Linked DNA regions of Homo sapiens: region 2 is linked to region 1. A link is a loop called in an ENCODE intact Hi-C map of the cell type or tissue named here. Cell type or tissue: CD4-positive, alpha-beta T cell. All regions are shown on one strand. Links, peaks and the distances in the headings refer to the core of each region. The heading gives the core; the rest is flanking DNA. Region 1 overlaps RGL4 (ral guanine nucleotide dissociation stimulator like 4). Region 2 holds the start of RSPH14 (radial spoke head 14 homolog).

Region 1 (2,901 bases), core at 149-2,648:
AGGTCCCACCCTGGTCCTCTGGAGCCCCTGTGATCAGAGGACTCCACTGAAAACTCTCACCCAGTAAGCTGGGATTCACTGGGTTTTCAAACAAAAGGGACTGGAACTCACAAATCTCCCCTGATTCCCAAATTTACCCTTCTTTCTTTCCTCTGCCCATAGCAAAAGCATGAAAGAGCTAAAAGAACTCTGCAAAAAAGACACTGCAGTGAAGAGGGACCTACTGATCAAGGTACAGTGGAGTCTGGGAGATGCAGGACAAGTGTTTAAGGGTCAGAGAAAAGAGTGAGTTTGGAAGGGCATTGGACCAGGTGTCGAGTGGTTATTTTGTTTGGTTTTGACTTACCTACTAAAAGTGGACTTGAAAAATTCCCTCCATGCCTACCTTGGGCCAACAGGAAGAGTGGTGTGTCGGTCCATGGGCACGTGGGGGCATGGGGGCAGGAGGCCCTGGAAATGGGATGTGGCAATGGCTGCTGGGCTGCTGGGCTGCTGAGCAGGGGTGATGAGCTGCAGCATTAGCAGGGCTCTGGCTCCCATGCTGGTCCATGCTGCTGGCATGGAGCTTCCTCCAGGCTGGAGGGTGATCATGGTAGGTGGGACTTCCTTCCTTCCTCAAACCGGCCAGCAATTCCTCAGGAAGCCAGGCCTCTGCTGCTGCTGCTGCTGCTGCTGCTGCTGCTGCTGCTGTCTGCAGCACACCTCCATGGGCAGGGGGCCTTGGCCTGCACTGGGGGAGAGGGGGAACAACAACAGAGGAAGCTCATGTGGCAGGGAGTCCAGTAACTGCCCAGCTTTGGGTACCAATGGGCATACTGGGGACAGACGTAGCTGTTTGCTGGGACTCCCCACTCTGCCCTTTGCAGACACCCAAAAACGGTCATGTCAGAGGATTCTCACCGGTTAGCAGCGACGCATGCTCATGACAAGTATCTGGGGGATTCATACATTGCTAGGGGATCCTCCCTGACCAGATCTCAGAATCGTCCATGCAAATGAGAAGGCAACATGTCACCCCACCCAGGACTCTGGAAAACCCTGCCATTGCAGTCAGAGATGGCGCATCAGGAGGCTACTTCCTCAGTGGAGAAAGAGAGAGTTCCGTGCACGGAACTCCCCTGGGGGATCATTGGCGAGGCGAAGCCTTTGGCATGGCTCAAACCCAGTTTGCGTGGCAGAGATTCCAGTGGGGCTGGGATAGGCAGGTGCCACTTAACCAGGTCTCCTAAAATGCCCTGTCCCTTTCCCATCACGACTGTATGTGGCTGGAGACCTAGACACTCAAAGACTCCAGAGAACACGACCCTGATGGGTGGTGGTGCTGGGATGTGAGCTGAAGGCAGCCGAGACGGAGCCTCCAGGAGCAGAAGGAGGCGTCCTCTCTTTGGGGGCCCTGGGGAGCCACTGCCCGCTCTGGGCCTCTGTTTCCTCATCTGGAAAATGAAGGGATGCTGAGCCTGTAGTGCAGGCCTCACAGGGTAGAAATGAAGTTCAAGAAAAGAAAGCAATTTGAGGGTGCTCGTGCCTGGTTCTTCCTCAGAGGGATGACGGTGAGAACAACGGCAACAGCTACAGGAAACTGAGCCCTCAGAGGCCCTGTGAGGTAGCTGTGGTTTGCATCACTCTTTACAGAAGAGGAAACAGTCTCAGGGAGGCCCGGCTGCAAGACTGGGTGACACACACAGGGAGTGTGGATCTGGGCCAGTGGTATGAGCACGGTGCCAGGTGGCTCCCGCCACTCCCTGGGGATCCAAGTGCGGGGTGGCTGGGGTGTAACTGGGGGAGAGGAGGAGAGCCTCACTGTCCCTGTCGCTGACACCTGGCAGGCGGGGAGCTTTAAGGTGGCCACCCAGGAGAGGAACCCCCAGAGAGTCCAGATGAGGCTGCGGAGGCAGAAGAAGGTGAGTGAGCCTGTGGCATGGACGGGCCGCAGGGGATCAGAGGACAGGGCTCCCTTCCCCGCCAGCTGGAGGCCTCCATATCAAGACAGCGGGGGCTTCCTCCCCAGCCCTGTCCTCCTGTGGCCACTGGGCCTGGAAAACCTTCATTTGAGAGACCAGAGGAAGGGTCTGGGAAAGCTGGACTCAGACTAGATGTGGGGAAGGGTAAAGCTGGGACCACAGGCCTTTGTGACTTGTTAAAATCCCACCATAGAGGTTAACAAGGAGTGCTTGCTAGACTTGGAGGTCAGCTGGGATACAGGAGGCAGAGAATTGGGAAAGGCAGCTGAGGGTCTTTGGCTGCTCCAACCGGGAGACCTGAGGAGGGGGCTCTGGGAGACAGGGGCTGATGGGATTTCATGGGACAGGACCTTGGGCAGGCACCTGAGGGCCAATACTCATCACCACTACCCCTCCCACCTCCCCACCCCTCCTTGGCACAGGGTGTGGTCCCCTTCCTGGGGGATTTTCTGACTGAGTTACAGAGGCTGGATTCGGCCATCCCGGACGACCTGGATGTGAGTGAGCCTGGGGCAGGGTGCTTGGGAACCAAGATCCTGAAGCTTGGGAGGAGAGGGTCCTGGACCGAGCCTTTAGATCTCAGCCCTTGGCAAACCTCCTCTCCTAAGAGCCTCACAGCTGCTCCTGTGGGTGGGGGTGTCAGGCCCATCTCATCACCTCTGAGTGATGGAGGCTCCATGGCAGCCACCAGGCCCTATTCCTGAGTGGTGAAGCTGCAGAGCTGCCTGACTGCAAAGCTGCTGAGGTGTGGGCTGAACTGGGCTCAGCTTCTCCCTAGGGTAGTCCCGTAATAGGAGGGTGAAATTGAGCCTCTCCAAGGGCAGGCAGTTCCAAGGTCACTGAGCGCTTTCTTTCTATGAGAGACCTCAGTTTCCCTGTCTGTCATCACAGAGGGTTGGGGCAGAAGGTCCCTGGGCCTCAGCTCCCATTCCCCCTGCTC
Region 2 (2,901 bases), core at 83-2,582, 550 kb before region 1:
ACAGAAGAAACCACTGATACTTTCATCTGGATCTTCAGTCAAAGGCATTAAAGGACAAAACAAACCAAACAAGCAAACTCCAAGTTGGTCACTCTGTTTAGTGCTTACCTTGTGCCAGCAATAAGTAGTATCCAATTCAACTACCCCATAAGGAGGGGGCTGGTATTATCCACATTTTACAAATGAGGAAACTGAGGTTCTGGCCAAGGAGCTTACTGGAGGCCATGAAACTGGTAAGACTAGAAGCCAGTGTTCAAATCTGGGTCTAGCTCATTCACTGCCAGGAACCCATATTCAGATGCTTCTGACACATCCATGAAAAGGAATTAATGTTAAAAGGTGATTTATGGCCACGCGCAGTGGCTCACGCCTGTAATCCCAGCACTTTGGGAGGCCCGAGGCAGGCGGATCACAAGGTCAAGAGATCGAGACCATCCTGGCCAACATGGTGAAACCCCGTCTCTACTAAAAATACAAAAATTAGCTGGGCGTGATGGCGCATGCCTGTAGTCCCAGCTACTCGGGAGGCTGAGGCAGGAGAATCGCTTGAATCAGGGAGGCGGAGGTTCCAGTAAGCCAAGATCGCGCCACTGCACTCCAGCCTGGCGACAAAGCAAGACTCCGTCTCAAAAAAAAAAAAAAAAAAAAAAGTGATTAACTTTTATTGCCGACACACACACACACTTTCAGCAACTATGGGCAGTGTAGGTTAGTAGTTAAGAACTGGCTCCAGATTCAGGCCTGGGTGACCTTGGCAAGTTACTTCCTCTATCTGTGTCTTTCTGCAGCTTCAAAGGGGAGATGATAACAGTACCTCCTTCCCTGCCTCCCAGAGTTGTCATATTAACGAATACACGTAAGCCTGGCATACCAGGGCTTCAGCTATGTTGGCTGTGGTTATTATTACGGTTATTATCATGGTTAGTAGAATGGACAGGCCACAGGCCTGTAGGAATCTACTCCAGTAAAAGGTAAGCCAGATGCTCACGCGGGACACCAGATGACAACGGTAGAAGTGGGGGCCGGACTGGGAGGGACGTGGCCATGTTTGAGTTGAGCTCCCCTCACAGGAACGGTGGGTGCTGGAGACAGGGGCCTGCCTTCTTCTAAGCGGCGTGGGCTGGGAGAGTCCGGCCGGAGACAAAAGACCGTGATTTTGAGTGTGGGGACACGGCCCCGTGTGAATGGGACTGGGTGGGTCACTGGGCCCCCCTGTCCCCGGGCCCCTAGCCCACCACCGCCGCCTCACCTGCCTCCGCAGCCCTTTCTGCTTCCAGTAGCCCGCGCCACTGGCCAACCTATTCAGTTGCCAGGCGACATCGTTGCCAGGCGACTCCAGCAGCGTCCGCGGCGCCGCGGTCGACATAATCAGCACCCACTGCGCAGGCGCAAACAGCCCAAGGCTGCGGCCGGCTGCAAAGCGGGAACAATCATTTACAGGGTTGCTGTGGAGACCAAAGGCAGCTCAGCTTTGTTCAAAGTACAGAAGGGAAAGGAAGTGACTTATTTACGCCCTTCTCTGTACTGGGTACTTTGCATGCCTCTGATCCTCAGAGTAAATTCATAAGGTGGTAACATCTAGTTTAGAGACAAGAACCTCAGAGAAGTTCAGTCGTTTCTCCCAATTTTTTTTTTTGACGGAGTTTCGCTCTTTCACGCAGGCTGGAGTGCAGTGGCGCGATCTTGACTCACTGCAACCTCCGCTCCACTCCGCGCCACCGCACCCAACCCGGGTGCAAGTGATTCTCCTGCCTAAGCCTCCCAAGTAGCTGGGATTATAGGCGGCCGCCATCACACCCAGCTAATTTTTGTATTTTTAGTAGAGACAGGGTTTCGCCATGTTGGCCAGGCTGGTCTCGAACTCCTGACCTCAGATGATCCACCCGCCTCGGCCTCCCAAAATGCTAGGATTACAGGCGTGAGCCACTGCGCTCAGCCAGTTTCCCCCAAATTACATAGGCCTGATCTCAAGACTGCCTAGCCCTGCCCATGCCCCTTGCTCTTCAGGCTGACCGCCTGGTAATGACAAAGGTTAGCCTCTGCAGTGGACCCAACACACTGCTGGCCAGCGTAGCTGTTCTCAAAAGCAAGCCAGACCCAGCCACCACCTGCATAAAACCCTCCATGGCTCCCCACTAGTCTCAGGGCTGAGTCCAAACTCCTAGCCTAGTGCTCCAGTCCCTGGGTGATGGCCTCCTCCAGCCATGCCAGACTCTCTCTTAACCCCTCAAATGCCACCTCGCTCATGAAGCCTGAGCGCTCTGTAACACTAATTATTACCTCTTTATCCTTCAGGATGCAACTTGGTGAACACTTCTTCCATGAAACCTTCCTTCTCCCTGAAGGAGTGAAGTATGGGCCATCCCAAAATATGCTGGATTGGTATATTGACCATTTTGAGTGGACAACATTGGAAAAATAGTGGCCTCAGAAAGGGCTAACTGGGCCAGGTGCAGTGGCTCATACCTGTAATCCTAGCACTTTGGGAGGCTGAAGGGGGAGGGTTGCTTGAGCCCAAGAGTTTGAGGTTACAGTGAGATATGATCACACTACTACACCCCAGCCTGGGTGACAGAGTGAGACCTCAACTCTAAAATAAATAAATAAATAAATAAATAAATAAATAAATAAATAGATATAATTTTAAAAAAAGATACAAGAAAAGGCAAACAGATATGCTTCTTTCTGCATTCAGCAAGCCATAAAGATTCCTCTAGGAGCGGTACCCTCACTGTACCAGGGCAAGAAAATAGCCCTTGTCACCTGAGACTAAGAATTGGGGACTGCAATGGACCTGAATAAATATACTTAACCCTGTCTTCCACTAAGTTTATGCCCCTCATATTATCTCCTAGTGAATCCCCTAGAATTTACTGCCCTAGCCAGATCCCCTTTGTCCTG

What was found. Hi-C counts contacts between places; a loop is a spot of excess contacts. Peaks named below come from ENCODE experiments on the same cell type or tissue, not always from the same donor. Only the 100,000 strongest peaks of a DNase experiment are listed, where the experiment ranks them.
Region 2: it touches region 1 in a loop (3-fold over the local background); 2 of 110 quality-filtered maps call a loop at or near these places.

What each region holds. Positions count from the first base shown.
Region 1 is chr22:23,694,788-23,697,688 of GRCh38, forward strand. It overlaps RGL4 (ral guanine nucleotide dissociation stimulator like 4), which reads left to right. Exons shown (of 11, transcript NM_153615.2): 6 at 163-232; 7 at 1,827-1,901; 8 at 2,384-2,458. It also overlaps the pseudogene GUSBP11. Among named protein-coding and RNA genes, the nearest start is that of RGL4, 5.2 kb to the left of the region's middle. RefSeq lists enhancers at 633-1,133, 1,868-1,947. In CD4-positive, alpha-beta T cell, for the core only: no CTCF peak of the experiment used is centred there; DNase peaks (open chromatin) are centred at 949 and 1,604; H3K4me3 peaks cover 1,536 bases; H3K27ac peaks cover 2,500 bases.
Region 2 is chr22:23,140,700-23,143,600 of GRCh38, forward strand. RSPH14 (radial spoke head 14 homolog) reads right to left here and starts at 1,291. Exons shown (of 7, transcript NM_014433.3): 1 at 1,250-1,291. RefSeq lists an enhancer at 585-1,477. In CD4-positive, alpha-beta T cell, for the core only: no CTCF peak of the experiment used is centred there; DNase peaks (open chromatin) are centred at 802, 1,402 and 2,100; H3K4me3 peaks cover 1,347 bases; H3K27ac peaks cover 1,302 bases.